4 separate regions of the Mus musculus genome follow, and all the other regions are linked to region 4. Evidence: chromatin loops called from intact Hi-C (ENCODE). Cell type or tissue: heart. All regions are shown on one strand. Region 1 holds the start of Zfp655 (zinc finger protein 655). Region 2 holds the start of Zkscan14 (zinc finger with KRAB and SCAN domains 14). Region 3 holds the start of Atp5j2 (ATP synthase, H+ transporting, mitochondrial F0 complex, subunit F2). Region 4 holds the start of Zscan25 (zinc finger and SCAN domain containing 25).

The links. A loop is a pair of places that touch in the nucleus more often than their neighbours do. Peaks named below come from ENCODE experiments on the same cell type or tissue, not always from the same donor. Only the 100,000 strongest peaks of a DNase experiment are listed, where the experiment ranks them.
Region 1: a loop joins it to region 4, with 4 times the contacts of the local background. A loop is called at or near these places in 14 of 42 quality-filtered maps.
Region 2: a loop joins it to region 4, with 3.0 times the contacts of the local background. A loop is called at or near these places in 4 of 42 quality-filtered maps.
Region 3: it touches region 4 in a loop (3.0-fold over the local background); 4 of 42 quality-filtered maps call a loop at or near these places.

The regions. Positions count from the first base shown.
Region 1 is chr5:145,228,386-145,236,385 of GRCm38, forward strand. It overlaps Zfp655 (zinc finger protein 655), which reads left to right and starts at 3,357. Exons shown (of 4, transcript NM_028298.4): 1 at 3,357-3,446; 2 at 5,056-5,217. The coding sequence starts at 5,082. It also overlaps Gm6287. In heart, a CTCF peak has its summit at 6,460 (motif pointing right); a DNase peak (open chromatin) is centred at 3,316; H3K4me3 peaks cover 2,248 bases; H3K27ac peaks cover 1,729 bases.
Region 2 is chr5:145,201,310-145,209,309 of GRCm38, forward strand. Zkscan14 (zinc finger with KRAB and SCAN domains 14) reads right to left here and starts at 573. Exons shown (of 3, transcript NM_023322.2): 1 at 1-573. The coding sequence starts at 366. It overlaps Zkscan5 (zinc finger with KRAB and SCAN domains 5), which reads left to right and starts at 3,250. Exons shown (of 6, transcript NM_016683.2): 1 at 3,250-4,399; 2 at 6,267-6,399. The coding sequence starts at 3,986. In heart, a CTCF peak has its summit at 3,104 (motif pointing right); DNase peaks (open chromatin) are centred at 62, 502 and 3,112; H3K4me3 peaks cover 3,311 bases; H3K27ac peaks cover 3,259 bases.
Region 3 is chr5:145,187,897-145,195,896 of GRCm38, forward strand. Atp5j2 (ATP synthase, H+ transporting, mitochondrial F0 complex, subunit F2) reads right to left here and starts at 3,645. Exons shown (of 4, transcript NM_020582.3): 1 at 3,607-3,645. The coding sequence starts at 3,619. It overlaps Zkscan14 (zinc finger with KRAB and SCAN domains 14), which reads right to left. Exons shown (of 3, transcript NM_023322.2): 3 at 7,050-8,000. The coding sequence ends at 7,258. In heart, a CTCF peak has its summit at 4,676 (motif pointing right); a DNase peak (open chromatin) is centred at 3,665; H3K4me3 peaks cover 2,179 bases; H3K27ac peaks cover 2,356 bases.
Region 4 is chr5:145,276,197-145,284,196 of GRCm38, forward strand. Zscan25 (zinc finger and SCAN domain containing 25) reads left to right here and starts at 4,275. Exons shown (of 6, transcript NM_001081431.2): 1 at 4,275-4,431; 2 at 7,156-7,584. The coding sequence starts at 7,201. Gm38740 (a long non-coding RNA gene) reads right to left here and starts at 4,853. Exons shown (of 2, transcript XR_868692.2): 1 at 4,193-4,853; 2 at 3,310-3,390. In heart, no CTCF peak of the experiment used is centred here; a DNase peak (open chromatin) is centred at 4,285; H3K4me3 peaks cover 1,346 bases; H3K27ac peaks cover 1,037 bases.

The DNA.
Region 1 (8,000 bases), 48 kb before region 4:
TTCCATAAGTCTAGCACTTAGGAAGCAGAGAAGAAAGATCTTGAGTTAAGGCCACTAAGGTCATTCTAGGATAGCCTGGGCTACTACAGAGTGCGACCCTGTCTCCAACAAAAGGCTTCCTCCCCAGAATTAGAAACCAGGAGAGTAGAAGCACTGATTCTGGGAAGCCGAGCAGCAGGAAAGAGGGGCAGGGGTTGGAGATGAAACAGAATGGCAGCTGGGGAGATGGCTCAGTTGATAAAGTTTACAGGGACATACCTACCAGACGTCAATCTCCAGAACCCACATTATTCAAGAAAAAAGAACGGAGAAGACCAATTGTGTGTGGTGGCACACACCTTTTATCCCAACACGTACACTTAGGAGGCAGAGGCAGGCAGATCTATGAGTTCCAGTTCAGCCAGGGCTACATAGACCCAGTCTTTAAAACAAAACAAAACAAAACAAAACAAGAACAAAAACCAAAAAACAGCCAGGTGATAGCCTGTGCTCATTATCCCAGTACTGGAGAGGGAGAGGCAGGAAGATCCCTGGGGCTTGCTGTGAGCCTACCCTAATCAGTGAGCTCTGGGGCAGTGGCAAGTGCCTGAGAAATAAGGCCTAGTGACAGTGTCGGCCTCTGGCATATACACGTGCGCGCGCGCGCACACACACACACACACACACACACACACACACACACACTTTTGTTTTGGTTTTATAATTTTTAAAAAAGATTTATTTATTTTATTATATATAAGTACACTGTAGCTGTCTTCAGACACTCCAGAAGAGGGTGTCAGATGTCATTACAGATGGTTATGAGCCACCATGTGGTTGTTGGGATTTGAACTCATGTCCTTTGGAAGAGCAGTCAGTGCTCTTAATCAGAGTCATCTCACCAGCCCTGGTTTTTAAATGGTATGTATGTATGTATGTATGTATGTATTTTTGTTTTTTAGAGACAGGGTTTCTCTGTATAGCCCTGGCTGTCCTGGAACTCCCTCTGTAGATCAGGCTGGCCTCGAACTCAGAAATCCATCTGCCTCTGCCTCCCAAGTGCTGGGGATTAAAGGCATGCGCCACCACTGCGCGGCTGGGTTCTTCTTTTTTACACTCTTTATCCCTGGCCCCAGTTTCACCCCTTGTCACTCCATAGGCGAGAGAGAAAGATAGGGTGGCCAGAGAGAAGTTAGATTCACGGAACTCTATCTTTCTTCTTGTTTCTTCCTTGGGCACAACTACTAACAAACCACAACCAACCTACCTGAGTGACCAACAACCAACCATGCCTAGTGGGGCCCTAGCATTTATATACCCTATGAAAGTAGCCAGAATTTCAAATGTCTCACAATTGCAGAAACTACCTGCAGCTGGCAAAACTATGCTTTTGCTAGAGCCCAAGGCAAACCACAGTCAGCTGTTGTGACCAGTTTGAAGCAGCCCTATATCCCCACACCTGGGATTAAAATGAAAAGACATTTTTATAATCTCTCTCTCTCTCTCCCACCCCCACCACCCTCCCCCCTCCCCCCTCCCCCTGTATGTTTAAAGAAACCAAAATTCCAGAATTCTTTCTACAGTCTTGGAACTCACTCTGTAGACCAGGCTGTCCTGGAATTCAGAGGTCTCCCTCCTGCCTCCAGGGTGCTGGGATTAAATATGTGCACCACCACTGTCTGAGATACACACAGACATTTTAAAAAACCCTATTATGAGCCCTGAGCCCTGGTTTCTTTCTTCTTTCCTCCTCCTTTCTTTTCTTCTTCTTCTTTTTTTTTTAATTAAAAAAAATTTTGGGGTCTGGTGAGATGGCTCAGTGGTTAAGAGCACTGACTGCCCTTCCAGAGGTCCTGAGTTCAAATCCGAGGAACCACATGGTGGTTTATAGTCATCTGTAATGAGATCTGACACCCTCTTCCGCTGTGTCTGAAGACAGCTACAGTATACTCATATACATAAAATAAATAAATCCTCAAAAAATTTTTTTTTGATCAGGGTGTATGTAGCCCCGGATAGTGTAGAACTCACTATGTAGACTAGTCTGGGAACTCACAGAGATCCACCTGTCAGGTATAGACCACCACATAGGCTACCACACCTGTTGTGGGCAGTTTTTTTTTCCCTTAAGATTTATTTTTATTTTGTGTGTGTATGTGTGTGCATATGTGTGCACTGTGCCAAATGTGTGACAGGAGCCCAAGAGAGACCATCCAACCCTCTGGATTTGGAGTTACACTGGTTGTGAGCCACCGTGGGAACTAGGAACTGAGCTCCGGTCCTTTGCAAGAACAGTTAGGGCTTTTACTTGGTAAGCCATTTCTCCAAGCCAAATAATTTTTTATATGTGTATCCTTTGCCTGCATGCATATATGTTCACCTGGGGTGGTCAGCGTCTCCCATGGTCAGAGGGCATTAGATCCACCTCTAGAACCTAGTGACAGGGTTGTTAGCCACAGTTTGAGTTCTGGGAACTTAGCGAACCTTTGTACTCTGGAAGTGCAACAGTGCTCTTCAACACTGAGCCACGTCTTCAGCCCTTGGGCAGTATTTTAAAATATTTGATTTATGTAGCAGTTGTTCCTAATACTAGATAATTATAAGATTGTAAATTACAAGATTCTGAGCTTCACTAATTTCCAGGGGAACAAAATTATGGGAGTCTTGGCTTTGCATCTACTATTGCAAAAATAGTTGAGATAATCAAGCTTGAGGAGAGATTTTTGTGTCACAGTTTCAAACAGTTCTCAGTTAAACTTGCTCCCTTTGTGTCTACAGTGAAGCTGCACACAGCGAAGAACTCCTGTTGGAAGAAGTTGCTCACCTCATGGTAGGCAAAGAATCAAACATGAAGGAAAGGGTGGGACTCAAAGTAGGGCCTGACAGGAAAATCTTGGTGACCTTGGGCGAATCCTCTTGGGGAAAACGTTTGTCCCTTCCAGGCAGGGCAACACCTAGTATGTCCCTTTCTGTGGGCAATTTGGGGTCAGGCACTTCCTAGGAGAAATAAAGCCGGACCAAACCAGTATTAGACACGAGGGTGGTATTTCATCTTCTGCTTAGGAATCCTCCTGCACGCTCTTGCGGCCCGGGAGGAGTCGGGAGTTCTTTCCCAACCTCTGTCGCCCTCCTGGTGTAAGATGCGCCCTAATCAGCAGGGAGGGCTGTGCGACCTCGAGAAAGCGAAGCACAACAGCAACTAAGGCCTTATCTAGCGATGCTGCGGACCCCACCCACGAGACCGCATCCCGTGTCCGTCAGCTGACAGCTCGACCCGGGACACCCTCACCCCTGCTCTTCATCCGGGAACCTCACCCGGGACCGCCCTCCCGTGGACTTCCGTCGCCGGAAGTGACGTAAGGCGTCAGCCTTCTGGCAGTCGAGAGAGTGGCCCCGGACAGGCTGGTGCAGCTGAGCGAGGAGCGCCTCCGTGACGGGACAGTCTCCAGGCCCGCCTCTCCACCTGGGTGAGTCCCGGGGAACCGTTGTCGCGTCGCCGTGGGAGCGACCGCTTGTTTGGCCCGCGGGGCGGACGCGCAGGAGGCGCCGCGTGCGGGCTGACGGCTGTTCCCGGAGCTGGGGCGCGCGGAAGGCCGGGCTCGCGGCCCTGTTTTCCCCTCTTCCCGGGTTCGTCGCGGAGCCCGGGGAGCCGGGGTGGCCCCGTGGTGCGAACCCAGTGGCCGGGCCCGGGTGGCAGCTCGGTCTTGTGGCCCGCTTCGCCCTCTGGGGACCGAACCTTTGCCCAAGAGAGAGGTAGGCGGAGGGTGGCTCTGGGCGAGGCCTGCGGACGGGCCGGGAGCCTGGCGGAGGGCGGTGGACGGTGGACGGTGGACGGAACCCGGGCTCGTCCTTGGATCTGAAGGACACCAGGCTCCTCGCAGCCCTCCCTCGTGCTGCGCGCAGGTGGCTCGACCAGCCTGCCCTAAGGGTCTGTCTCCTAAGTGAGTTGTATCATTATTCATCGGGGCCCATTGAGTAATGCAGAACGGCCTTACCGCTTACCACATGATTCCTAAGGGGCCTGCTTTTGAGAAAAACAATGAGTAATCTTATCTGGCGTGTTTCACTGGGTCTCAGCTTGAGCCTCTAAATTACTTAGGACGCTCCATGGAAAGGTTTACGCAGTTGTACTGTGTTGAAAAAAATTCTTTTAATGGTAGCTATTTTGTTGTTGTTGTTGTTGTTGTTGTTTTGGTTTGGGTTTTTAAAAGACAGCTTTGAGGCTAACCTTGAACTTCTGAACCTCCTGTCTAAATCTTCCGAGAGCTGGGATTACACGCCCAGCGATACACACACACACACACACACACACACACATATATTTTAAACCACAGATTTGGGATTGTTCAGTAGAGTCTGAGTAATATCGAATTCTTACACCTTCCTGTTTGGGTTTTAAGTTTTGAAACCGAATGGTACTCATGTTTGTTTTTTTGTGAAGGGGGAGGTTGTTATGGATTGAAGGTAGGGCCTTGTGCATACTAGGAAGTACTCTACCCTTAAATTACAGGCATCTCCTGCTTCTGTGTTTTTCTTTTTGTTTATTTTGGTAACTTTTTAGGTTTTAAACCCTTCTTGGGCCCTAATTACCATGCACTTTACTTAATTACATTTAGAGAAACTTAAGTCTGTGGACTGTGACAACTAAAATCTAGTGGGGCTGGGTTTCTAGACAGGGTTTCTTTCTGAGGCACTGGCTGTCTTGGAATGTAGATCAGGTTAGCTCCAAACTCGTGTCTACCTGCTTCTGCCTCACCAGTGCTGGAATTAAAGGCTTGTACTACCACCTTCAGGCTGGTTTTTTTTTTTTTTTTTTAAAGTCTGCTTTTAGCTGAGTGTGGTGGTGCTGGTCTTTAATCCCAACCCTTAGGCAAGTCTCTGTGAGTCTGAGGCCAGCCTGGTCTTCAAAGAGCATCCAGGACAGCCAGGGCTTTGTTGCACAGAGAAACACTAGCTTTAAAAAAATGTCTTTTTAACAAAGTCTATCATATATAGAATAGTTTGCCAAGTCCTGAGAATATGAGATTATGGGACATTTTAACTTACTAAGCAGTTCTTCTCACTCTCACCCTGCAGTGATGGTCATTGTCCCCTGAACAGGGATGGAGGAGGTAACATCCCAAGAAGCCGCAGAGTCACCCAGGGGCCACTTCCAGCCTTTGGAGAACCAGTCTGAATGTCTTTCCCCAGAGCTTCGGTTTCTGCAGGACACGGACATGGAGCAGGGATTCAGTGGGGGTAAGGCAGAGACCACACTTTCTTCAAGGAGAATGGGAATAGTAAGGGGCCCTGGCCTGACATGAGAGAGGCCAGGGTCTTGAATAAGAAGGTGGGCCTTAGTGGAAGAACTGGAAGGGCGTGGCAGGTGTGAGTCCTTGGCTTGGGCCCTGTGGTTAGGGTAGCTAGCCTGTCTGTAATCCGCCCATCACCCTGCTCTGGCCTTGAGAATATGAGCTTCACTGCAGACACCACAACCAGAATGACTTCTAACAAAGGCTGCTTTTGCCATGTCTCACTAGCTTACCTAACGCAGGCCTCGGGGACTCCCTGGGTTCTCTTCAGTCTGCCTCCTCTCCTGGTGATCTAGTGTGATTTGCTACCTGCCATTCTTTTGCAACTTCAGTGTTCGTGAATAATCCAATTTTGGTCAAGAAAGCAACCATTTAATTTCCTGTTTGAACACAGTGTCTCTTTACATGCACAGATGTTACATCATATTAACTATCTATTCACATACATATATTAAATAGGTAAGTGTTTCCTCCCCTTGAAATAGGATCCTGCTAATGTATAGGTAGCCCTGGCTGGCCTAGTACTATGCGGCCCATGATTTGAATGAATCTTGTCTCGGCCCCCCAGCTACATTGGGAATGTAGGCATACAGCATCATACTTAGCTGCTGGTTTTATTATGTAAGAACTATGTCGTAGTTCTTATAGATCAGCACCAGTGCCTGAAGGAACTTGTATGTCAGCAACACAGATGGAGTACCATTATGTGGAGGGTACTGTGTGGGACATTGTTGGAGGGTGTAAAGGATTGTGAGGAAACATGACTGTTTTTGTTTCTACAAGCCGCACACAATAGCTTGCAGAAATAGTGCCCAATAATAACATGAAGGCAGAATGATGTTTATAGTAAATGGTATCTGGAAAAATGTCAGAAGTTTGCTGAAGACCCTGGCCCTATCATCAAATCCTTCAACTTTTTTGTGTTGTTTGGGTCTCTCTGCATAGCCCTGGTTGTCCTGGAATTTGCTAGGCCAGTCTGGCCTTAAAGTCAAAGAGATCCACCTGCTTCCACCTCCTGAGTGCTGGCATTAAAGGCTTACACCACCACACCCAGTCCCCTTCAACTCTTCTTCAGAGCCTTAATGTAGAGCAGGTTGGCATTGGACTGCTATGCCTTGGTGACTGAACTTCTGATCCTTCTATATCCACCTAGGTGCTGAGATTACAGTTGTGTGACACCTTGCCCACTAGATGGTGCTGGGGATCAAACCCAGAGCATCATGCATGCCAAGCAAGCACTCCACCAACTGAGCTATGTCTTCAGGCTTCTTTTTGCTCTTGTTTCTGGTTTTTGAGACCACATTTTTCACTCTGTAACCCAGGCTGGCCAGGAAATGCTGTCTGTCTGTCTGTCTGTTTTGCTTTGCTCATCACAACAGGTATAATGCTTGCCCTTCTATAGAAGGAATGTCATGCCATGAGGATTAAGTGCGATTCCTAGTAAAGTCCATATTACAGTCCTCAGTCTGTGTAAGTAGGAGCAGCTCCCAAGGAGGAGTGGGCATACCTGAGACCTGGTAAATGTTGACTTTACTGGAACACTGACGTGAAGGAGGATGCAACAGACATACCTTGGGCAGGAGAAGTGTTCTGAAAAGGGAGCCCTGTGGAGGGGCTGCTCTCACTCTTGGCTCCTTTCTCCTCCCTCAGCTCCACCTGTTCCCCAGGTGCCTGCTCTTCCCCATGAGGGAAGCCCAGGAGACCAGGCAGCTGCGCTCCTGACAGCCAGGTACCAGGTGAGCTGAGGGACCCTCTGCTTTTCCTCAGGGTTTCTCGTTGCTTGAGTGTGGCCTCTCTTTCACCCCATCTGTTAACCCTTGCCTGGAGTCTTTTCAGTAGCAATTTGGGAACAGATCATTTTCAGAGACCTGGATTTGACAGATAGAATTTTTCCATCTCCACTATCATCTTTGTCCATGAGACTGTGATGGGCACTCATGGGATTTGTTCTCTTAAGTTCTAGTCTGTTCTCTCTCCTCCCCAACATAAACAGCTACTAGACGTCCTCTGTGTCATGTTCATTCTCTGGCCATGGTGCTATAGTAGCCCATTCCTGAGAGCAGCCAGAATTATTATTTCAGGAGTTTGTGACATTCGAGGATGTGGCTGTGCATCTTACACGAGAGGAGTGGGGATGCCTGGACCCTGTTCAGAGGGAGCTCTACAGAGAAGTGATGTTAGAGAATTATGGAAACGTGGTCTCACTGGGTAAGGACCCTCCTGTTGATCAACTTACCTGTTTGGATTTCTTTCTGAGTAGGTGTGAGGTTTTTTAGGTAGTCAGTAGAGTGTGCCCAGTTAACACAGAACCTCTCAGCCCTCCATCTTTAAGGTCCTTTCCTTGGGGGTGGGGGTGGAGGTAAATTGAAGGTTACTTTGGGTTATCAGGAGGAGACCGTTATCCTTATCCCCAGTTTGTACTTCTTGCTTTTGTGGGACATCAGTTTCCTGTTAGGAAAGAGAAACTTGGTTGTGCTTTGGCTAAATTCTCCCTTTCTTTTCTTTTCTCTCCTCTCTCCCCTCTTCCCCTTCCTCTCTCTCCCCTCTCTCTCTCCCCTCTCTCTTCTCCCTCCCCCCCCCCCCTTTAAATAGTCATAAGGATCTTCCCAACCCCTAGCTGGACTCTGTTCTGATCCCTTTGTGTATCTGAGATATTTTCCATTAAAGAAATACATTTAAAAGACAGGCTAAAATCTCTCTTGATGATGAGTCTCACTTTTTTGAGATTCT
Region 2 (8,000 bases), 75 kb before region 4:
CAGAGTCCGCGCCAAGGCCGCAGCCTCCTCCCCACTTTCAGGGCTGTGGTCCCGCACGTAGGCCTGGAGCTCCTGGGGCAGGATGGTGAGGAATTGCTCCAGCACCAACAGCTCCATGATCTGCTCCTTGGAGAGCAGCTCGGGCCTCAGCCACCTCCGACAGAGCTCCCAAAGTCGGCTCAGCGCCTCCTCAGGGCCGGCCACTTCCTGGTAGCGCAACTGCCTGAATTGTTTTCGAGAAGTTTCGGGGTTCTGCCAATCTCCGGAACCGGAGGACTCCTGATTCCCCGGAGAGTCCTCCTCCACCTTCACCGTACAAAGCCCAGCACCGAGAGGTGGCGGGACGACCCCAGAGCCTGCAGCCATTGGAGCCTCTGGACCGTCCAGGTCGAGCTTGTTTTCTAGAAGAGCAAAGCCCAATGACTTCACGGACCTTTTCTGAAACCGAGGCGGAGTGCTACCCTCTTCCAAAAACGAGGCCCAGAAAAGGCCACTACGGACACAGCACACACGCGAACCCGGTCTTCTCAGTTCTCATTTCGGCAGGTGACAGAAAAACAAACCGAAGCGGAAGTGCGTAATTAACCCCGCCTCTGGGAAGAGGCCTCGCCTGCGTAAGGTCTTTCTAAGCGCCCTGGAGGACTAAGATGCATCTCTATGGTTCGCCTTTCTTATTTTACTAAAGGGGCCGCAGGCCACGTCATGACAGTCATGACAGATTGGATGGATGGATGGATGGATGGATGGATGGATGGATGGATGGATGGATGGATGGATGGATGGATGGATGGATGGATGGATGGATGGATTAGATAGATAGGGGGTCCTACACAGAGAAAAAAATTGTCTTGAAAAAAATAAATATAAATAAATAAATTTTAAAAAAAAGATGGATTGGTGAGATGGTTCAGCGGTTAAAGACACAGGCTGCTCTTTTAGAGGATCTAGGTTTAATTACTGGCTCCCACAACATGGTGCAGGTCAAACAGCCATAAATAAAGTAAAACTATATCTATATCTACATCTATCTATCTATATACACATGTATATTTTTCTTTTAATTACTTAAAAATTGTTTTTGACTCTTTGAGACAGGGTTTTTTTGTATAGTCCCGGCTATGGAAACTAGCTCTGGGAACTAGACTGGCCTCGAACTCACAGAGATCTGCCTGCCTCTGCCTCCCCAGTTCTGGATTTAAAACCTTGTGCCACAACAGACAGGTAAAATAAATAAATCACGTTAAACCAAAACCAAAAACACCCCAGAGAACCAGAGTTTAGTTCTGACACCACAGGAACAAGCACACTTACTCTAATCCCAAGAGATCTGACTGCCCTCTTCTGGCATCCTGTGGCCAGTAGGCACACTTGTGATGCATAGATATAATTCAGGCAAGACACTGTACACGTTAAAAAACAAAAAACTCCATCACTCAGGAGGCAGAGGCAGGAAAATCTCTCAGTTTGAGGCCAGCCTGGTCTAGAGAGAAATTCTAGGGTAGCCAGGGTTACATAGAGAAACCCTGCCTGAAAAAACAAACAAATAATTTGAAGTGCATTAGTGGCACACACCTTTAATTTCAGAACTCAGAAGGTAGAGGCAGGCGGGTCTCTGTGAGTTCTAGGGAAGCCTGGCCTACGAGAGTTCCGGGCCAGCCAGAGGCCAGAAAGAGGGCATCGGATACCCTAGAACTAGAATTACTGAAGGTTGTGAACCACAGGAGTGATTTAGAGTGAGATGGCCCGCTAGACAGTCCCGGGTACACCTCAAAATACAGTTTGCTTCAGTCGTGGATTTGAGAGATGCCCTTCCCTCCGCCCCCAGTGTTGTGACCTTAGTTCTGTAACTAGGTCTTCCACTGATGGCAGGGGTTGCAATTCCACGGTAGTCTGTTTTGGTGGGCCCCTGAAGTGTGACAACAGGTTCTCTGATACTACCAGTATTCGAAGGACTTGGAAAATGATGAAAACGCCTCAAGAGAGGGGTAGATAATTTAAAATGGGATTTACAATTTAGGGTAACAGGCTTTAAGCAAAACTTCTGTCTTCAAACTATTGTTTCTCCCCAGCCGCCTGGCTGCCATGCTCTGGGCGCATCTTTCAGCTTTTCAGCCGATACAGCAACAGGCGCTTTTTTCCCTCTGCTGCATTCGTTTTGTTTGTTTTGTTTTTCTCTTTTTTTCTTCCTTTTTCTCTCTCTTTCTTCCCTCTGCTGCATTCGTTTTGTCTCTTTCTTTCCCTTCCTTCCTTCCTTCCTTCCTTCCTTCCTTCCTTCCTTCCTCCCTTCCTTCCTTCCTTCCTTCCTTCCTTCCTTCCTTTCTTGACAGGGTTTCTCTGTGTAGCCCTGCCTGTCCTGGAACTCACTTTGTAGACCAGGCTGGCCTTGAACTCAGAAATCCACCTGCCTCTGCCTCCCAAGTGCTGGGATTAAAGGCGTGCGCCACCACCGCGCGGCTTGTTTTGTTTTTCAAAAGCTAGTCAAGTGCAGAAGCAATAGAAAAAAAATACGAACAATTAATTGATATAACTTTCGGACTAGACACCCTGATGCCCTTTAACATTAAAAAATTACCTAATGCCTGCGGGGAAGGGGCTTACATGGAGAGCTGTGGAAGTCAAAGGACAATTTTTGGATGTCTCAAGTCCAGGGATCAGCTCATGTCATCAGGCTTGGCAGTAAGAGCCTCTATCACGGAGCCAGTCAGGTCTGCCTCCCCGGCAGCATATTAATAAGCCCTGGAGACAGAGAGCCACAGCCATATTGGCTAGACTTCGCGCGCAGCTCCTTGGGAGATGTAGTCCCGAGAGCCTCAGCCACTCTAGGGCAATAAAGAATCTTTGCGTGTTTAGAAAAGTGGCCAGGATGGTGCAGACCTACTTCAATTCCAGAGTGCTGCGGTGGGTGGGTGGGTGAGGCTGTGCTCGACCAATCAGAGGAGAGAGAGGGTGGACCTATTTTGTTTGTTTGTTTTCCCCGACCGGCCCCCTAGATTCCTACCCTTGAGCTAAGCCCATGCTCTGGTTTTGGGGGTGGGAAATAGATTAGCTCTATTTTCCCCAGGCTCTTGTAGCCTCTTGCTTGAGGGTGACTGATTGGTCAGCTCCACAAGGGGGCGGGCTCAGGAGTAGCTCCTCCTTCCCGCTGTGCTGCTAGGACCTCCGGGATTCCTAGAGAGGCTGCGGAAGCGCTCTTGGGGGTGGGATTTATGGCTGAAGCTCGTACTTGGTTACTTCCGGCGATGAACTGTTGGAAAGTGTCGGACTTGCCTCTCTCTTGGCTTGTGAGAACTCCATCTTCCAAGCCTGGGCTGCGGGGAGTTTGATCTTTGGGTCCCCGGGACTTAAAGACTGGAGAGGAGCTGGTAGGACATTGTGTCCACACTGGAGTCCTGTCCCTAACCTTGACCCGGCTGGTCTCTGTCTCCAGGTCAGGAGCTATTACAAAGAATCCAGGTCCAAATTTTTTAGTATAACCGTACTTCTCATAGAACTAATGAAGTCTTTCGTTTATCTATCAAGCTCTTATGGCTTGAAAGCCAGAATGAGATATGACCATTTTAATGGGTTTCATTCCTATACTGACTTCAGTTTGGCTTATGATCGAGAGAAGAAACGACTCCGTCTGGAATAATTTTGTCCCGTTATTTATATGAGATATGGACTTTCTCATTTTTAAAACTGTTTTAAGTTGGGCCTGATGTCACTTTTTAATGGCCTTTTTTTTTTTTACGTTATTAAAATCTGGACGTAGTCGCTATTAGCTGTTTTATGGGAGAAGTGATGACTAACTTCTCTATATCTTAAAGTGAATGACTTTGTTGAGTGGTTTTTCTTTAGTCTAGATGACGTCGTTGCCACCTCTCTTAGCTAATAATAATTCCAGACATTCCAGTAAGGTTGTTCACTACAAAAAGTGCCCTTTAGAAGAGCAGAGAACAAATCGGGTTAGTGTAACGGGCTAGAGTCTAGAGACTCTTCAGTTGGAATGATAATGACAGAATCCAGGGCAGTTATACACTTAGAGCCTCCCGCTGAGACTTCGCAAGAGCAAGCAGACCTTCTCATAGTGAAAGTAGAAGAAGAGGACTGCTCCTGGATGCAGGGATACAACCGGCCAGTGCTTGAGACTTTTTACCAGCGCTTCAAGCACTTCCAGTACCATGAGGCAGCAGGACCCCGCGATGCTCTCAGCCAGCTCCGGGTTCTCTGTTGTGAGTGGCTGAGGCCGGAGCTGCACACCAAAGAGCAGATCCTGGAGCTGCTGGTGCTGGAGCAGTTCCTCACCATCCTGCCTGAAGAGTTTCAGGCCTGGGTGAGAGAGCATCACCCCGAGAGTGGGGAAGAAGCCGTGGCTGTGATAGAGAGTATCCAGAGAGAGCTGGAGGAGCGCAGACAACAGGTGCGTTGCAAGAGGAAACGGGGACAGTGAGGAAGGAGCTGCCATGCAGTCTTAGCCCTGTGGTGCTTCAGTCGTTCATATTCTGGCTTTGCTGTTGTTTTTGAGACAGCCCCACTATGTATCCTTGGGTGTTCTGGATTTCACTATGTAGACCAGAGATCTCTATGTAGACTCGAACTCACAGAGATCCACCTGTGTCTGCCCCGCCCCTCCAAATGCTAGGATGAAAGGCGTGTGCCACTGTACCCAACATGTAATGAGTTTTAAAGAATAATGTGTTTCTTCCTACTCCTGCCCTTCTTCTTTGAAAATTAAGCTCACGTTCCCTACTTGTGTTTCTTTTCTTTTTACCCTTTTATTCCATTTATGTGAGTACATCATAGCTGTCTCCAGACACACCAGAGGAGGGCATCAGATCCCATTACAGATGGTTGTGAGCCACCATGTGGTTGGTGGGAATTGAATTCAGGACCTCTGGAAGAGCAGTCAGTGCTCTTAACTGCTGAGCCATCTCTCCAGCCCCCAGGTTAACTCTTTATTTCCTGGTTTCTGGGTTTCATGCTTTTAGAATCCTTTCTTCACTGCAGTTTTTGAAAACCTTTCCTCAGTCTGTTTTAAACTCGCTTTTTGACAGACTGCTTCATTTAGAATGTGTTCTGATGTACTGCCTTTAATATGGCTTCAGCTATTTTCTCACACATAGCTATACCACTACTTCAGCAACTTAAAAAAAAAGATTTTAGATTTTTAGAATTATTTATTGTAGCTGGGCATGGTGGCGCATGCCTTTAATCCCAGCACTCGGGAGACAGAGGCAGGTGGATTTCTGAGTTCGAGGCCAGCTTGGTCTACAAAGTGAGTTCTAGGACAGCCAGGGCTATACAGAGAAACCCTGTCTCGACCCCCCCCCCAAAAAAGAATTATTTATTGTGTATGTATAAGTGTTCTGCCTGCAGGTATGTATGTGCCCGTGGAGCCTCGATAAGGGCGTTAATGTCCCTTGGAGCTAGAGTTGTAGATGGTTGTGAGCCGCCCATGTGGGTGCTAGGAATTGAACCCAGGTCCTCTGCAGGAGCAACAAATGCTCTATAAACAGCTGAGCCACTTCTTTAGTCCTATTTTATTTTATTTTATTTTAAACTATGTGTTTGCTTGTGCTGATACCCTCAGAAGCCAGAAGAAGGCATTGGGTTCCCTAAAGCTGAAGTTACAGACAGTTGTGAGCCAACTACTGTGTTTATTGAGAACCGAACTTGGATCCTCTGCAAAAGCGCTCTTAGCCACTGAGCCATCTCTCTAGCATCTTCTTCTTCTTTTAAAAAATTTGATTTATTTTATGTGTATGCAACTTTTGCCTGAATGTATGTAAGTATATATACCACATGTATGCCCGTGGCCCACTGCGGTCAGAAGAGGGTGTCAGATCTCCTGGAACTGGAGTGACATATGGTTGTGAGCTACTACGTAGGTGCTGGGAACTTAACACTGGTCCTCAGGAAGAGCAGCCAATGCTCTTAACCTCAGAGTCAACTCTCCAGCAGTTTCTTAACCTCGTTCAGGTGTTTACGGAATGATCACTTCCCTTAGCCTCTCAGGCTAAGATGGAGCGCATCCGTTCTGTCCTGTAGCTGTGGGTTTTTTTCCCATGTAACATGAAGTTCAAGACGAAGTATTTGCATGTGGGTATGTCTCATGGAAGTCTTTTCCCAGTAGGAATAAACCATACTTAAACTGCTGCTTAATTGGCTCATTGTAGACACAAGGTGAGTGTTGGACCAGGGGACAGGTGGCAGTCTAATGGACTCTAATGGATTCTTTCCCATCCCCATCTGTAATTTTGCTGATTGGTTGTAGTTGTGGTTGTTAGATTGCCACAAGTCCCGAAGTACTTCCTCAGAAGATGGTACCACCCGGAGCCACGCAGGAGTCCTTCAGTCACCAGTGTCTACCTGTGGAGGCCCAGCCCGAGCGAGAGTCACAGAATCTTCTGGAAGAAAATGGTGAGGCTCATCCGTTCAGTGCAGTCAGTAGTCAATGTGACTAGAAGATGGGGACTCTGGTCACATGGGCAAGGAGGGCCTGGAGTGTGGACTGGGGGGCTCCCCTGAGAGGACTGACTATATGCTGGACTTTCATTCTAAATCCAGAAAAGGGCCCTGGGAATATGGGTCCGTTGGCAGTGTGCTCGCCTAGAGCGCAAGCTATGAGTTCCATTGCCAGTGCCCTGTAAACCATGCTGGAGCACACCTGCGATCCCAACACAGGAGGTGGAGGCAGGAGGATCAGCAAGGTCGTCCTGGCTATGTTGCAAGTTTGAGGCTGGGCTGCTTGACACCCTGTCTCAAAAACAAAACTAAGAACGCTATAATAGGGTCAGGGCATAGCTTGGTGGTAGAGTTTACCCTTAGTTCCATTTCATTTCCAGCACCCCCTCCAAAAGCAGAAGTATGGCAAAAGCGATAATGAAGATGATGTTGCTAAGTATATGGGGCAAGGTTTTCCCTGTCTGATCTATTTAAATAGTAGTGTGTTGTGTCCGGCCAGCAGACCACAACCTGGGTTCTAGCCTGGAAAGGCATTTTGAAAACCTGGAAGAGAAGAGGGGCTAGGTGGCGAGAGAAAGAAATGTAGCCAAGACAGTTATTCTGATCAAAGCTCAAATTTTACTGTTGCGACACTCAGTTATGAAGGAAGGGGGAGGGGACCCGATTCCCGCCGAATAATCTCTGGTCCAGTAGAAAGGTGCACGTGTGAGGCTCTGCAGGTTCCAGCAGTGGGCGTGGCAGAACGAATGAGCAGGAAGCTCCACCCCTGAGCAAGCAGGTTTCAGGCTAGGGGAGGGGAGACTACAGTAGTGCAGCAGGAGGCCTGTGATTAGACACGGAAAAGGGAGACGGAGCTAAGAGTTAGAGAGGCAGAGAGGACAAGAGAGCTGGGGGGTGGGGAGGGCAAGATGGAGACCGACGGACATGAAGATGCAGATTCTGCGTGGTTTTAAATAGCCACAGGTAGATATGATATCATAAAGAATAGAATAATTGGGATAATTTGTCTGATCTAGGTGGGCAGCTTTTATCATTATCAATTGGTTTTGAAATTATCGTATTGGCATCTTGTGAATTGAGAATTTATTGATATATAAATCTGATATATAAATTATAATTGTTAATTATAAGCTTCTAGAGTTCTTTGTTTTTTGTTTTTTGTTTTTTTTTTTACGGGGTTGCTGGGTGTTGTGGCGGCTGACCTCGGGGTGGATGGCCATTGTGTGGGGCTGGTGTGGCAGCGAAGAGAACAGAACTCTGGCTGGTGGAGAGTTGGCCAGCAGATAGAGAGTAGCTGGATGGAGCGGGAACATGGCGGTTCTTTTTTTAATATTTTCTGCAACAAGTATAGGGACTATACACACACAGAGACACACACGAATGTTTTCCTTGCATATATATGTATACCATGTGCATGCATTACCTGCAGAGGTCAGAAAAGGCATTGGATTACAGGTGCTTGTGAACTGTCTGATGTAGGTGCTGGGAACTGAACTCTGGTCCTCTACAAGAAATGTATGTGTTTTTAGTCATTGAGTCATCTCTACAGCCCCACA
Region 3 (8,000 bases), 88 kb before region 4:
CCAGCCTGGTCTACAAAGTGATTTCCACGACAGCCAGGGCTACACAGGGAAACCCCGTCTCGAAAAACCAAAAATAAATAAATAGATAGATAGATAGATAGATAGATAAATAGATAAAATAAAATTAAAAAAAAAAACCCTAACATTTTCCAAACTCAGGTCCTCTGCAAGAGCAACGAGTGTTCTTAACCACTGAGCCAGCTCATCAGCCCTGTGGTATCTTGTCATCACAGAGTTGTAATAATAATTACCCTGCATTGAGAGGAACCCATACATAGGAAGGAAACATATCAAACCTCACAACTTGTTCCATGCTCTGGAAGTTGATCTCAGGATAGCTCTGTCCAAGTCCTGGGGTAGCCCTAGGGCATGTGGAAGAACCAATCTCCACAACTGTGGCTTGCATATGCTTGCACACACAGAATACTGTAACAAAAATTATTTTTAAAGAGCCGAGCATGGTAGTGCATGCATTTTATCATCCCAGCATTTGGTAAACAGAGTCAGGCAGATCTCTATGAATTCAAGACCAGCCTGATCTACATAGTGAGTTCCAGGACAAACAGGGCTACATAGAAAGACCCTGTCTCCAAAAATAAAAGTAAATAATTTCAAGATTTATTCTTCTGAAGTTGGAGAGATGGCTCAGCAGTTAAGAGCACTGACTATTCTTCCAGAGGATCCAGGTTCAATTCCCAGCACCCACATGGCAGCTTACAACTATCTGTAACTTTATTCCAGGGAATATGACACCCTCATATAAACATACATGCAGGCAAAATGCCAACGCACATCAAATAAAAATACATCATTTAAAAATTTTAATATTTTTATTATATGTACATGGGTATTTTGCCTGCATGTATGGATACGCACCATACTCATGCTTAGTGTACACAGGTCAGAAGAGGGCATCAGATGCCCTGGAACTAGGGTTTCAGATGAATATGAACCACCATGTGGGAGCTGGGAACCAACCTTGTGTCATCTCCACTCACCGAGCCCTCTCTCCAGCCCCAGACAACACCTCCACTCCCAAAGCTTCCAAATCGTATGTGCTACTGGTAACTGTTAAAAACCCATCAATACTTAGGAGGCGTGACCTCCAGATCCTTCACTAGAGTTACGCAGAATCAGATTGTGCGAACCGACCTCACTCACATACCCCAAGGGAAAACCAGATGCCCAGTTCACACCAACAGAACCCTTCATTGTGGGGTGGCCACTTTCTCACTTATCTTTGTTTTCTGAGACAAGGTCTCTCTCTATAGCTCCGGCTGTCCTGGAACTATGTAGACCAGGCTGAGCTTGAACTCAGGGATCTCCCTGCCTTCGCCCCCTGAGAACTGGGATTAAAAGTATGTGCAGAGCCTGCAAAGTTGTTTTCTGACCTCCATACAGTCCCCGTGGCTCTTCTGCACATGTGCACATGCACGCGCACACTCGAGAGAGACAGACACACACTCATGAACATACATACTCATGTGCCACCATGCTCGCCTTTTTTTTTTTTTTTTTTTTTTTTTTTTTTAAGACAGGATCTTATGTAGCTCATGCTGGGCTCAAACCTGCTGCTGTATGTCAATGGATGTCTTTGGCATGGCGGATCCTGCTACCTTCCAAGTGCTGGAGTTACCAGCTTTATGTGGTGCTGAGGATGGAACCCAGGACTTTGTGCCTGTGGGGCAAGCACTCCACCAACTGAGCCGCAACCCGACTACTCCACCCCTCCCCAGCCCCGCCCAGTATCTTTCTTGAACTGAGTCATCTTTTTGTTTGTTGGTTTGGTTTTTTTGAGATAGGGTATTGCTATACAGTACCGGCTAGCCTTAAACTCATGGATAATCTTCTTGTTTCAGCTTTCCCACTGCTAGGGTGACAGGGGTACAATATCAACCCCCAGCTGGCGAAGTGTACTAAACTCTTTAGTCTTTCCTTCAAAGGTCTCTTCACACTAACCCTCTACTTAAATAAGATTGCAAACTTTAAGCTGGGTATGATGGCGCATGCCTTTAACCCCAGCACTTAGGAGGCAGAAGCAGAGAGACTTTTATGAGTTCCAGACAAGCCTGATCTATCTAGTGAATTTCAGGATAGCCACAGCTATTTAGGGAGACCTTGTCTTTAAAAAAAACAAGAAAAAGTGATAGGGGTGGTGGTTGTGGCAGTGGCGGCACACACCTTCAACCCTAGCAATTGGGAAGGCAGAGGCAGGTGGAGTTCAAGTTCAAGGATAGCCAGAGTGGCAGAGAAATCCTGTAGGGGTTGGGATCCAAAACTTCTATTTTTTCAACTTTTTTTTTGGAGAGGAAGGCCCAGGCTGACAATTGTGCTTCTTCAGCCTCTTGAGCAGTGTCATTAATGCTCTTCCCGTTGTCTCTTCTGAAAGCTGTGTTCACTAACCATCTCCTACCATTTTACAGATAAAATAGCTGCTAATGCCCCAGGTGGCAGTGACCTACACCTTTAAGCCCAGTACTGGGGAGACAGAAGCAGGTGGATCCACAGATGAGTTCCATTACAGCTGGAGCTACACAAAGAAATCCTATCTTGCAAAACCAAGTACCAAACCAAATCAAAAAGGCTCAGCTCCTTCACACCCCGTTTTTAGACACCCCCCCCTTCACCTTCCCAGGCTGAGATAAAGAACACTGTAACAAGCTAAGTACAGTAGCATAGGCCTGTAATCCTAGCACTCAGAGATAGACGCTAATACATCACGACTGTGGCAGCAAGTTCATGACCAATCTGGGCTACATGGTGAAACCCTGTCTCAAAAGGAGGAGGTAGACAACTGTGAAATGGCTAGCCTGGCTACTGGAGTTCCTCGGAGTTGTCCTCGAACCTGGACACAAGCTCCAGCATTCCCATGACCATACCTAGACACGTGTGGGACACATAATAACAAAAACAACAATAATGTGTAATCCCAACAGTGCGCAATGAATGTGTGTGGAGATTGACTCGTACGTGTTAAGGGAACATCTGCTTGTCTGTCACAAGGACATTTCTGAAAGGTAATCTCATTTATCATGAGACCCGCCAACCTAGGTCTGAATCCCAGCGAGGCTCTCTCAGGACTGGTGACCTTGAACAGGTCACTTCACCCCAGTAGGCGTATTCAGTCGACACGTATGTAACATAATGTGGTGTCGGGAACCATTCTAGGCATTCGCTGGTCCTGGACCGTAATCTGAAAGCCTCATCTCCAGGGAGGTCCAAGCGCTGCCCAGCGTAAAGGTTCAAGTGACCCTGCCTGTGTCAAGTCGCGCAGGAAGAAAAAGCAGCAGCTTAGTCCTCCGCGGAAGGACAGACAAATGGTTCCGGGCAACGCATGTGCAGGCCCCCAGAAGCCTCTCCGTGCTGACTGGGTCTTCCACCGCCAGGCCAGGCGATGCACAGCAGAAATCCGCTGCAGAGTGGAGGGAGGAGGGCGGGAGCACAGGACCTTATAGTAAGTGTCCAGCGCGCTTCCGGGGAGGCTTCAGTGAAGCCCCGGGTGAAGAGCAAGAGTTCCCGCGGTTCCTTCTCACCCCACTGTGGCCCTGGAGCCTGTGCCCAAATCGGGCTTCCAACCCCAAGGCCAGGAAAGGGCCGAGTACTCACCGAGTGACGCCATCTTGAAGTCCTGGTGTCCGCAGAACTCCAGCCGCGCGCAAAGGCTGCTGGGAAGGGCGCACGCACCCCTGCCGGAGCGGGAAGCAGAGGCTCATGGGAAGTAGATCACCACTTAGGTAGAGCATTTTGAGACCTATCCCAGGCGGAAGCAAAGGACAAAAGAGAAAAGGGACCTTTTGACTTTTTGCCTTCTACTTTTGGATCTCTCATGAGGAATGAGAGGCTTAGGGGTGTGGCTCAGTCCCGGAGTGCTTAAGGCTCTGGTTCCATTCCCAATGCTGAAAAGAAAGAAAAGCAGAGAAGCCTTGAATAGGAACATTTGTTTTAACCCTCCCCAGTCCCTTTTACTTGCTATTCACTGCTCTGACCCCCAAATCCCTCTGAAGTTCCACTCCACATGCTTAAGTGGTTTCCATGATGATTGCAAACACGCCTCCACAGCTGACACCTGCTTAAATGGGTATTTTCTAAAGCTCGTAAAGGTAGTTTTTTTGACCCAAAATCAGAAGTATTAGATTTAAGCCATGTTAGCGCCAAAGTCAGACTACTATATAGCTACAGGCATTATCTTGCCATTAATTCCCAAATTTGGGCCTGAAATACAGCAAGACTGTATGCAATAACAGAGTTAGTCTAGCCTGGAAATCAGTATATGTTTTGGGTTGGCCTGAAACTTTTAGCAGTGACAACTCATGTATGGGAATTATATGTGTGCACTGCCTGTATAAACTGACATAACCACTCCATGGTATAATTAAGGTGAAGGTTTTTAAAATTATTTTTATGTACATGGGTGTTTTGCCTACATATATGTCTGTGTACCACATGCATGCAGGGCCCACTGAAGTCAAAAGAGGTCATTGGATCCCCTGGAGCTGAAGTTAGAAAGACAGTAGTGAATTCCTATGTGATTTGTGGTAATGAAACCTGGGTCCTCTGAAAGAGCAGATAGTGCTCTTAACAGATGAGCCATCTCTCCAGCCCCCATAAGGAAAGGGGATTTTTTTTTAAAGATTTATTTATTTATTATACGTAAGTACACTGTAGCTGTCTTCAGATGCGCCAGAAGAGGGCGTCAGATCTCATTACATGTGGTTGTGAGCCACCATGTGGTTGCTGGGATTTGAACTCAGGACTTTTGGAAGAGTAGTCGGTGCTCTTAACCACTGAGTCATCTCTCCAGCCCCCAGGAGAGGGGATGTTTATTGTAAATATGAGTGAGAGGGAACAGCCAGAGGCATCTGGAAGAGCAGAGAGAAGTAGACTTAACATGGGCATCTGACTGGACATGGTCAGAGCAATCTAAGAGTGAGAGCATGGGGTAGGGTGGGAGTGAGAATAGCAGGCTTATAAGAATGATTCGCTGGAGGGGTGGGGGGAGTCCAGGAGCTAAAGGGAGAAGCATAGAGAAGATGAAAAGAGCCAGAATGCTATAACATGGCCTTTGCTGTGTGTAATGGGTATTTGTGATATTGAGAGACTGGAGGCCAGCATGCATTTTGATATGCTGGTAAATGCCAAAGGTAAGGAAAATGACTCCTTTTGACAGAAAACTGGGCTTCCCGATTCCTTTTACCTGCTATTCACTGTGGAATAGTCACAATTCTTTTTACCGTTCCTAAGGAATGGTGGCTTTTATCTAACCACCAGAAATCCTCCTATAGTCCAAGTTGTGCTCATTTCTGGGTTTTTGGAAGGGGAGCAGGGCACTCTAGCTATTAGTATAGAAGGGGGCTGTAGTCGGCTCAGTTACCATTTCCCTGAAGGGGCTGGGTGGTCCCACATGGGTCATCATCTTAGTGTCTTAAGTGATTCTATCTTGGACCAAAGATCTACACCAGCCCAACATTTCTTATGTCAAGTTCCCAAGTGCTAGGATTACAGGTGTTTACCACCAAACCCTGCTTCGCCTCAGAATGCTTGAGTCTGCCTGTATTTAGAGTTGAGTGTAGAGCCAGTATCAAGAGTTCAGCTCTGAATGCTTTTGACTTTTCAAGATTTTAATGAGCAAGAGAGAAGGAGGCAGTGGGTGTCACAGGCCTTTGACCCCAGCACTCGGGAGACAGAGGCAGGTGGACCTCCCCTCAAGATCAGCCTGGTCTACAGGACGAGTTCCACGCCAGCCAGGGCTACCCAGACTCTGTCTTGGGGCAGAGGGGAAGCAAGAGAGGAGTCTCATTCAAGGGTCCCATTTATCTACTGCTTTGTGTTCATGAAAGGATGAATCCATTATGCTTAGAGTTGTCACTAATACAATTATAGGCCACCTTCCAGCCACTTGCATGTTTAGTCTCATGGGAAAGCTGGATAGAGTGGCACACTGCAACAATCCCAGGACTTGAAAGCCTTAGGCAAGAGGATCACTGTGAGTTTGAAACCAGCCCAGGCTAAAGAGTCTTTGTCTGAAACAAAAGGTCACAAAACAATTTTCATTTTGTTTTGTTGAGATGTTGGAGTCATTGGACTTAGGGCCTTGTGCATGGGAGGCAAAGGTTTTAGCACTGAGCTATAAAGCTCTCCTGAGCATTTCTGGAGGTCCTAGAAGCACATGTATGGTCAAGGCCTGGGGCTCCACTGCATTATCTTGGTACACACAGTGGAATCTTTCAGCACTAGGGATAACTCCAATAATACGGCTTCAAAGCAAAGTGGAATCATGTCCCAGGTCTTGGGCATTTTAAAAAAGATTTAGTGTGGGGGTGAGGCATGTATGTGGCATAGCATGTATGAGGTTAGAGGAAACCTTTTGAGTATCAGTTCTTCCCTTTACCATGTTGGTCTTGGGGATGGAATTCAGGTTGTCGGACTCGGTAGCAAACACCATTATGCTCTGAACCACCCCCTTACGCCTGACGCCATAGGATTCAAGTGCTTCAGTACTCAGTCTTCTCCTTTTGAAGACCCCAAGGATGTCCTCCTGGACCACTTCCTTCTGTCTCATGAGAGACCTCAGAAAAAGATTATAGCTATAGATGGGTATGGTGTTTCTGGGGCTCAAACTCGGGGTATTTGTCACCTTAACTGCTGAGCCATCGACCCTGCCCTTTAACCCTTATCATTAGACATCTCAAACATGGCCCCATTCATCTTTGGAAAGTTCCCTATATTCCTTCTCCCTCCTCTGCAGTTTGTGTGTGTGTATATATAAAACTTGAAAACATAATTGGGCCAGTGAGATATCTCAGTGGGTAAAGACAATGATGCCAAGCATAATGACCTGAGGTCATCCCTGGTACCTACAGGTAGTTAGAAGGAAACCAACTCCTTCAAGTTGTCCTGTGAGACATAATGAGATCCTGTCTCAAAAACCAACCAAACAGAAAGGTTCAAACGAGACCTACTGTCTTGTGTGTGTGAGGCCTAAGGAAATCTGTAAGTGACTGAGATGTCCCAAACGACAATGCACCCTCGAGACAAAGAAACAACTGAACAATCACAACAAAAGTCATGTTGGGGAAGGTGGTGGGCACCTTTAATCTCAACATACAGGAGGTAAAGCCAGAGGCAGGATGACCTCTTGAGTTTGTGGCCAGCCTGGTCCACATAGCTACTGCCAGATAGCCAGGGCTACACAGTGAGACCTTTTCTCAACAGTAGCAACAACAAAAGCCACGTGAGTCACGCAGAGACACATGGAAGCTAGGAGACTGAATTTTGATGGATTCTTTGGTGTCGGACAAGGTGTGTACTCTGTCTAAATCTTTCACCACATTGAAAACATTTATACGGTTTTTCTCCTGTGTGAGTTCTCTGGTGTTTAATGAGGGTGGCGCTCTGACTGAATCTTCTCCCGCAGACGACACACGCATAGGGCTTCTCTCCTGTGTGGGTTCTCTGGTGCTTGAAGAGGTCTGAGCGCTGTCTGAAGCTCTTCTCACAGTCTCCACACTTGTATGGTCTCTCCCCTCTGTGTAGTCTCTGATGTCTGAACAGGCTGGAAACATGAACGATCTCCCCACACTCCTCACATTTATAGTACTTCTCACTGGCATGGGTTCTCTGATGCCGACTCAGATGTGAGCTCTGCCTGAAGCACTCCCCGCATTCTGGGCATGCATATGGCTTCTCACCTGTGTGTGTCCGCTGGTGCTTAACGAGGGCAGCGCTCTGACTAAAGCGTTTCCCACACTCTTGGCACTGATAGGGCTTCTCACCTGTGTGGATTCTCTGGTGTTTGAAGAGGTCCGAGCGCTGTCTGAAGCCCTTCTCACAGCTATCACATTTGTAAGGTTTGTCTTCCTGGAACTGCCTCTGGGTCTCAAGAAGCCCTACAGCACTGTCCACAGAGCTGTGGGGCTTCACTGAATGGCATTTCACATGGAAACCTTGTTTGTGGTCATCCCCACACTGACTGTTGGTGCCCAGTCCTTCTGCTGTCTGGA
Region 4 (8,000 bases):
GGGAAGGGAGGGAAGGGAGATAGGGCAATGCAGGGGCTGGGGCATGGGGAAGGAGGCAAGACAGAAGAAGTTGAGGGTAGAGAACAAAACTTAACAAGACTACAATGACATTTCTTTAAGAAAAAAAATTTTTTTTTTGTGGTGTTGGAGATTGGTTCTATGTCCTTGATTCAATAAGGAATCTGCATGCCCAGACACTGAAGGTCCTTGTCCCTAACCAGTTTTTGATCAATCAATAAAGATGCCAGTGGTTAATTGTTGGGCACAAGTTGGGACCCTTCGAGTCTCTTGGGTAGGATGCAGAGAGGAAGACCACCATGACTCAGGAAAGAAGGATGGGATACAGGAGCAGCAGGAGACAAAGCCAACCAGTCATGTGAGATTTCAGGTAAGTGGCCACTGGCCACTTCCCTGATTGGGCCTTGGGTAGCAGGGAAAGGTTCAGCAGTGCCCAGCCTTTGAGGTAGCTGAGACATTTTAAAAATAAGCTAATGTGCATGTGTCTTTCATTTGAGGATCCAAAGATAGCTCCTGGGCTGGTGTATGCTTGTGATCTGCCGGGAGCACAAAGGCGTGTAGCCAAAACTCACTGCCACAGTGTGGTTTTTAAAGACAGGATAGGGTCTCTCTGTGTAGAACTGACTGTCCTGGAACTCACTCTATAGACTAGGCAATCTGGAACTCACAGAGATGTGATTAAAAGCGCATGCCATCACAGACTGGCTACAAGTTTTAATTGAATCTATTTATTTACTTGTGTGTATATTTACATGACGGCATGCATGCGTGTTCATGCATACATACTGTTGCATGCATTTGAAAGTCAGAGGATAACTTTTAGAAATTAGTTGTCTATGTCCATCATATGGGCTCTCCCCAGGATCAGGGTTGGTGTCAGTGTCTTTACCTGAAGAATCATCTTGCTGGTCCCATAAGGACATTTTCTGAGTCTCTACTCTCTTGGGATGAGAGGAAAATAGGAAGCTAGGAGGAGGCTAATTATTATCAGTTAGGTTGGTGGGATGGGAACAGTTGTAGGCACAGAATTTCTAAGTTAGGAGAGCTCAATGCAGGGGTGAAGGAGGGTTTTGCTCTGTGAGGCTGAAGTTCCTAGCACCCAAAGGGGACCCTCAGCACCCACATGCATAGACACAGCCTCAGCTAAGGGGAGATCCTGACTGTCAAAGCAGGGTGGACTTTGGCCCTAACCAACTGTGGGTAGTGCCTTGCAGATAATGTGCTCAGGCCTGGGAACACTTAAGAGGTAATGCAAATACACTGAACTTAGAAAATGGTGAAGGTACTTGAGCCATTTAAAAAAATTTTTTTTTTTGGGGAGGGTATTTCTCATGTAGCCCAGGCTGCTCTTTAACTTGCTATAGAGCCAAGAGTGAGTTTCTGATCCTCCTGTCTCCCTTTGAGTGCTGTCGGGCACAGTACTTGCTTTGGTTTGCTTGCTTGTTTACTTTAGGAAGGTCCTTGCTATGTAGACCAGGTTGGTCTCAAACTCACAGAGATCTACCTGCTTCTGCCTCCTAAGTCTGTGAGACAGGGTTTCTTTGTGTAGCCATGGTTGTCCTGGAACTCACTCTGTAGACCAGGCTGGCCTCGAACTCAGAAATCTGCCTACCTCTACCTCCTGAGTGCTGTTTATTTTATTTTTTAAAGATTTATTTATTATATATAAGTACACTGTAGCTGTCTTCAGACACACCAGAAGAGGGCATCAGATCTCATTACAGATGGTTGTGAGCCACCATGTGGTTGCTGGGATTTGAACTCTGAACCTCTGGAAGAGCAGTCAGTGCTCTTAACTGCTGAGCCATCTCTCCAGCCCCCCTTTTTTAAAATAAAAAATTATTTATTTATTTTATGTATGTGAGTACACTGTTGACCTCTTCATGCACACCAGAAGGGGCATTGAATCCCATTACAGATGGTAATGAGCTACCGTGTGGTTGCTGCCAACTGAACACAGGACCTCTGGAAGAGCAGTCAGTGCTCTTAACCCCTGAGCCATCTCTCCAACCCCTCCTGTTTCTTGAAGGATCAGTAACATCACCCCAGAAGACCCGTGCTCTGCTCTTCCTCCATCTGTGTGAGTATTCCTAAGCATACCTCCCCGTCCTTGATGGTCTTTGCTGCCTTTGGTTCATGAAGTTTGGCTAATCCTCCACTCCTTTGTATTGGCCGTGATTCTGCCTGAACGAAACTGGAATACGATCCTATCAAAATTCCTTGAACTGCTGCCTACTCAAGGATTTTCTTTTTATCTTTTCTCCTTTTAAATTTTTTCAGTTTCTTAAAATAATAATAATATTATATTATAATATTATAATATATATGATATTATAATATATAATAATATATAATAATAATAATATTATAATAATAATAACCACTATGTTGAACTATTCTTCAAAATCCAAACCTGGAGGTCAATGGGAGAGAATGTATTACAATATTCAAATGACTGAATTTTTAAAAAAAGAACATAATCACAATAGGTATTTGAATTAATGATATTAAAGAGTTATGCGCTAAAATGGGCATGGTGGTACATCCCTTTAACCCCTCAGGGCTAACTCAGGAGGCAGAGGCAGGCAGGTCTCTGAGTTCGAGGCCAGCCTGGTCTACAGAGTGAACCAGAACATCCAGGGCTACACAGAGAAATCTTGTTTCAAAACAAACAAACAAACAAACAAACAAACAAACAAATGCAGAGCAAAAACCCAAACCAAAGCAAAATGAAAAATTTACTTCATTTTGGGTCTTACTATGTAGCTTTGGCTGTTCCAGAACTCTGTAGAGCAGGCTGGCCTGGAACTCATAGGGATCTGCCTGCCTCTGCCTCCTTGGTGCTAATAGTAATGATATGCACTACCATATTTGGCCTGAGCACCAGTCTCTAGTTCCAACACCGTTTCCTGTCTTTCCCTGAAAGAGGAAATCATGTCTAAGCCTAACTAAAATGTCAGCTGCTCTAAAACAACCCTCCTATCACAAGATGTTTCTTTGTTTTCCCAGAGAAGCCAGTATACATGTGTTTTGTAGGAATTCTGCAATAGTTAGTACACTAAAATGAGAAAGTTAAAAGCATACAGTCATTAGGCAGGCATGGTACTGACAGTATTTTAATCCCAGCATTTGGGAAGCAGAGGCAGATCTCTCTGAGTTCAAGGCCAACCTGACCTATACAGCAAGTTTCTGAACAGCCAGAACTACATAGAGAGACCTTGTCTCAAACAAAACAAGCAAGCAAGCAAGCAAGCAAGCAAACATACCAAGAAACAAGCAGAAACAGCTTTGGGGAGACCGTTTATTTTGGCTCACAATTCCAGATTACAGTCCTCATTGTAGGGGTGTCAAGGCAGCAGAAACTTGAAGAAGCTGGTCACATCGTATCCACAGTCAAAAGCAGGGAGAAATGAATTAGTATCTGTATGCTTACTGTTTATCTCCCTTCTTATACAGTCCAAGACCCAAACCCACCCATAGTAGACTGGCTCTTCCTGCATCATGCCCACAGGCCACCCTGTCCCGGAGGGATTGTCTAACACTTTATTAAGACTCTTCCAGTCGGGCGTGGTGGCACACACCTTTAATTCCAGCACTCGGGAGGCAGAGGCAGGCGCATTTCTGAGTTCGAGGCCAGCCTGGTCTACAGAGTGAGTTCCAGGACAGCCAGGGCTACACAGAGAAACCATGTCTCGACCCCCCCCCCCCCAAAAAAAAAAGACTCTTCCTAGATGATCCTAGATTGTCAAGGTACAGTTAAAACTATTACCTTTCTTAAAAGAACATATTGTCCAATTGCCTTCTAAATATTTATGTTTGGGGACAGTGCGATGGCTCATTGGGTCAAAGTGCATGCCCCCAAGCCCGATGTGTGAGTTCTATTCCTGGGACCTATGTGGTGGAAGGAGAGAACCCACTCCACAGGTTGTCCTCTGACACACACTAAATAAACCTAGACAAATGTTAAAATATTTATGTTTCTACACATAGACTAATCCATCTCTCAGACTAGGGCAGAAAAACTACTTTTTGTAGAGACTCATTAAAATATATATATATGGAATAAATAAATAAATAAATATATATTTATTTATTTATTCCATATATATATGGAAGTGCAATAGAGCCAGGAGATGGGAACCTGGAGTGGCCATGACCGACCATAGAGACATACCTCCTTCTCGGACCTCCGAGCTTCCTAGAGAGGAACCGGACGTCAGCCCTTTCCATAGGGCACCTGCTTGACAGCATCCGCCACCCACTTCCGGTCCGCGCAGGCCTGGGCAGGTGCTAAGCGCGCAGTCAAGGCCCCGGGCAGGCCGGGTCGGGGCGGGGCTGGACGGAGCAAGCTGCTGCTCGGCGGGGCAGCAGCGGGCCAGGGGTCGTAGGCTCCACGCACAGCGGTGATCTCAGGTAAGATCCATGCGGGTCGCGGTCGGGCCAGGCTGGGGGCCTAAGGTGTCCAGGACCCGCAGGAAGACCTTGACCCTGGGACTCCGAAAAGGGACGCTAAGCGTTTTTAGACGCAGATGCAAGACAGGGATGGGAAGAATAGCCACGCGGCGCCTTCTGTCTGCCAGAGGCCTGGAAGATCCACGGGGGCCGCTTGCCCCAGGGCACTGGCGGACCGAGCTAGACAGTAGCAGGGACGTTCGAGAAAGCTGGATGAAGCAGAACGATGAGTGTTAGAGGTGGAAAGATGAGGAATCAGTTTCACAGGCGGACAGAGAAATACCATATGTAACATAAGGACGTGGCCTGCCGCACCCTAGTTGCGCTAATGAGCACAGCGCCTTACTGCTTTGGGCTTGGGGCCTGTTTTGTCAGCCCGCCTGCCCCGGAAGTAAACAAGACTGATTCTGGTTTTTTTTTTTTTTTTTACGGTCTGCATCGCAGCCTCTTTTTCCTAGGGTGTTATGTTTGCTACTCACCTGTCATTCTTTCCTCCCTTTCTCTTTCCTCCTTCCATCCTCTTCTGCTCTCCCTCTTTTCCAGTTTCATCGTACCCAGGTTGGCTTGGATCTCGCCATCCTCCTGCCTTGGCCTCTCAGGCCACTAACGACAGGCCTGTTACATCTTTCTTTTTTTCTAGACAGGTTTTCACTATGTATCTCTGACTGCCCTGGAACTCACAATGTAGAGCAGGTTGGCTTCAAACCCATAGAGATCGGCCTGCCTCTTATTCCCAATGTTGAAATTAAAGGTGTGCACCAGTACACTCAACTTTTTCTTTCGTCCTTTTTTTTTTGATATATGTATATGTGTGTGTGTGTGTACGTACATGTGTATAATATATGTGTGTGTGTGTGTGTGTGTGTATGTGTACGTATATGTATATAGCTGAGTATAGTGGCCCACAACTTTTTTTTTTAAATTTGTTTATTTACTATATATAAGTACACTGTAGCTGTCTTTAGACACGCCAGAAGAGGGTATCAGATCTAATTACAGATGGTTGTGAGCCACCATGTGGCTGCTGGGATTTGAACTCAGGACCTCTGGAAGAGCAGTCAGTGCTCTTACCTGCTGAGCCATCTCTTCAGCCCATATTTTTATTTTTATGTGATGAGTTTTTTTTTTTTTTTTTTCCTTACTGCATGTATGTCTGTGTACTGTATGCCTGGAGTCCAGAAGATGCAATAGATTTTCTGGAACTGGAGTTACAGACTCCAGTCTGTAAGCACACACATGGTGAAGCACCATGTGTGTGCTGGGAAGTGAACCTGGGTCCTCTGCAAGGACAGCAAGTGCTCTTTAATTGCTGAGCTGTCTCTCCAGCCTCACCTTTCTTTTTAGACCCCAATGTTTTGGGAGGGAGTCAGCTATAGCTGCCTGCATATTCTTTCTGTCTCTTTTTTTTCCTATGGGCTTGGGGCCTGTTTTGACAGCCTGCCTGCCCTGGAAGTAAACGAGACTGATTTTACGGTTTGCATTGCCGCCTCTTTTTCTTCTGGTGTAATATTTGCTTCCTTTCTGTCATTCCTTCTTCCCTTTCTCCTCCCTCCATCCTCTTTTCCTTTCCTGTTCTTCCAGCTTCCAGTGTCTGACATTTTTGTACATGCATATGCTATGTCTTGAGTATATATGCCCTAACTCTCCTCTCACACCCCTCCAAGGGACACTCAAACATCTCCTCCCATTTTCACGACCTCTTTTTTCTTGGTCTGAGGGCTGATTTTACTGGTTGATCCTATGTGGGTCTTGTGTAAATGGCGTGGCTGCAGTCAGTTCACAAGTGCCATGGCTGTGCCGTGTCCAGAAGATAGCATCTCACTGAACTCTTTTTGCCATCTTCTGACTCCTGGGTTCTTTCTGTCCCCCCTTGCACTATGTTTCCCGAGCCTTTGCTTTGTGTGGGGTGTTGATAACAGATGTCCCATTAAGGGCTGAGCTCTCAACAATCACTCATTCTCAGCACTTTGACCAGTTTTGAGTCTCTGCATTAGCTGCAAGTAGACAGAGGCTTCCCTGGCCAAGGCTGAGAGCAGCACCAATCTATAGGTGTAGACATAAATATTTAGAAGGTGGCTTGACATCATGTCTGTTTTAGAAATACCGCAGTAGTAGGTTCTCCCTTAGGCTCATAATCTCCCTGGCTATGGGCTTTTGAGCAGGTTTACAATCCCAGGTATGAATTCCCTCCGTGGGCATGTCTTGTCTGTCAGGCCATTCCTTACTGGAGCACACAAGTGTCACTGCTGGGAAGTACCCAAAAGTGATGGCTTTTCTCCTCCAGTGGCCTGTGCAGCGCCTTCCAGCACTATGAAAACCAGTTAACATGGAGGAAATGCCAGGTCAACTCCAGCTTGATTTTTTTTTTTTTCCTGTGTCCAAATGTATTGTGTCTTCTGCAGGGTTTTACCATCTCGTTACGATGGGCAATCAAGAGCAGTGCAGTAACCTGTATGGCATGGTATTTACCCTGAGGACACTGTCATAGTCAAGCCACTAGTGTATTTGTTGGTTTCAACCTTAAAAATTTGTCTTGATTTTGTCTGCTCTACTGTCACCACCCTGACTGATCTAAGCCCAAGCCAGTTGATAGGGTTTTCATGATAGATGTCAGAATTCTCAGACAGTCACTGGTGTAGACCCGGAAATGGATGGGCTGACCTTCCGTGCATCTTCTCTTCTCAGACGGGTCACCCTTGTTGTCATCCTCAGCCTTGCCGGAGCTTGAAGATGCTGAAAGAGCGTCTGGAGATGGCAGGAGATCCTCAGCAGCAGATGGGTGCTCCAGTGGTCAAACTGGAGAAGGAGCTGCCATGGGGCAGGGGAGGGGAGGACTCGAGTCCCGAGGCATTTCGGTTGAGGTTTCGGCAGTTCCGCTACCAAGAGGCTGCTGGTCCCCAGGAAGCCCTCAGGGAGCTCCAAGAGCTCTGTCGCCGGTGGCTGAGGCCGGAGCTGCACACCAAAGAGCAGATCCTGGAGCTGCTGGTGCTGGAGCAGTTCCTCACCATCCTGCCCCGAGAGTTCTACACCTGGATCCGGGAACACAGCCCAGACAGCGGCAAGGCTCTGGTGGCCATGGTGGAGGAGCTGATGGGGAGCACGGAGGCCAAGGCGGTGGGTGAGAAGAGGGTGTCCAGGCCTTCCTCGGTTGGTGTGGGAATCAGAGATGAAGAGGTTAAGAAAGTGGTGGGAATAGATGAGACATGGGACCTCCTCCATTGTCCCCCAGTTCCCAGAGGTCCTTTCCTGGAGAGTAGCTGCATTTTAGCAAGAAGATTCAGGAGTTGAGGAGAGGCTCAGTGGGTAAGCACTTCCTGTACAAGCATGAGGCTTTGGGATTAAATCTCCAGGACCTATAGACAGGGCACATAAGGTAGTATGCACGTGTGGTCCCAGCAGTGAGACCAGCGGCAGAGAGAGGAGAGCCCTGGAAACTTGCCGGCCAGGGAGCCAGGCATACTCAGCAGTGTGGTCACCATAAGGTGGAAGATGAGAACCAACACTGGAAGTTGTCCTCTGACTTCCTCACA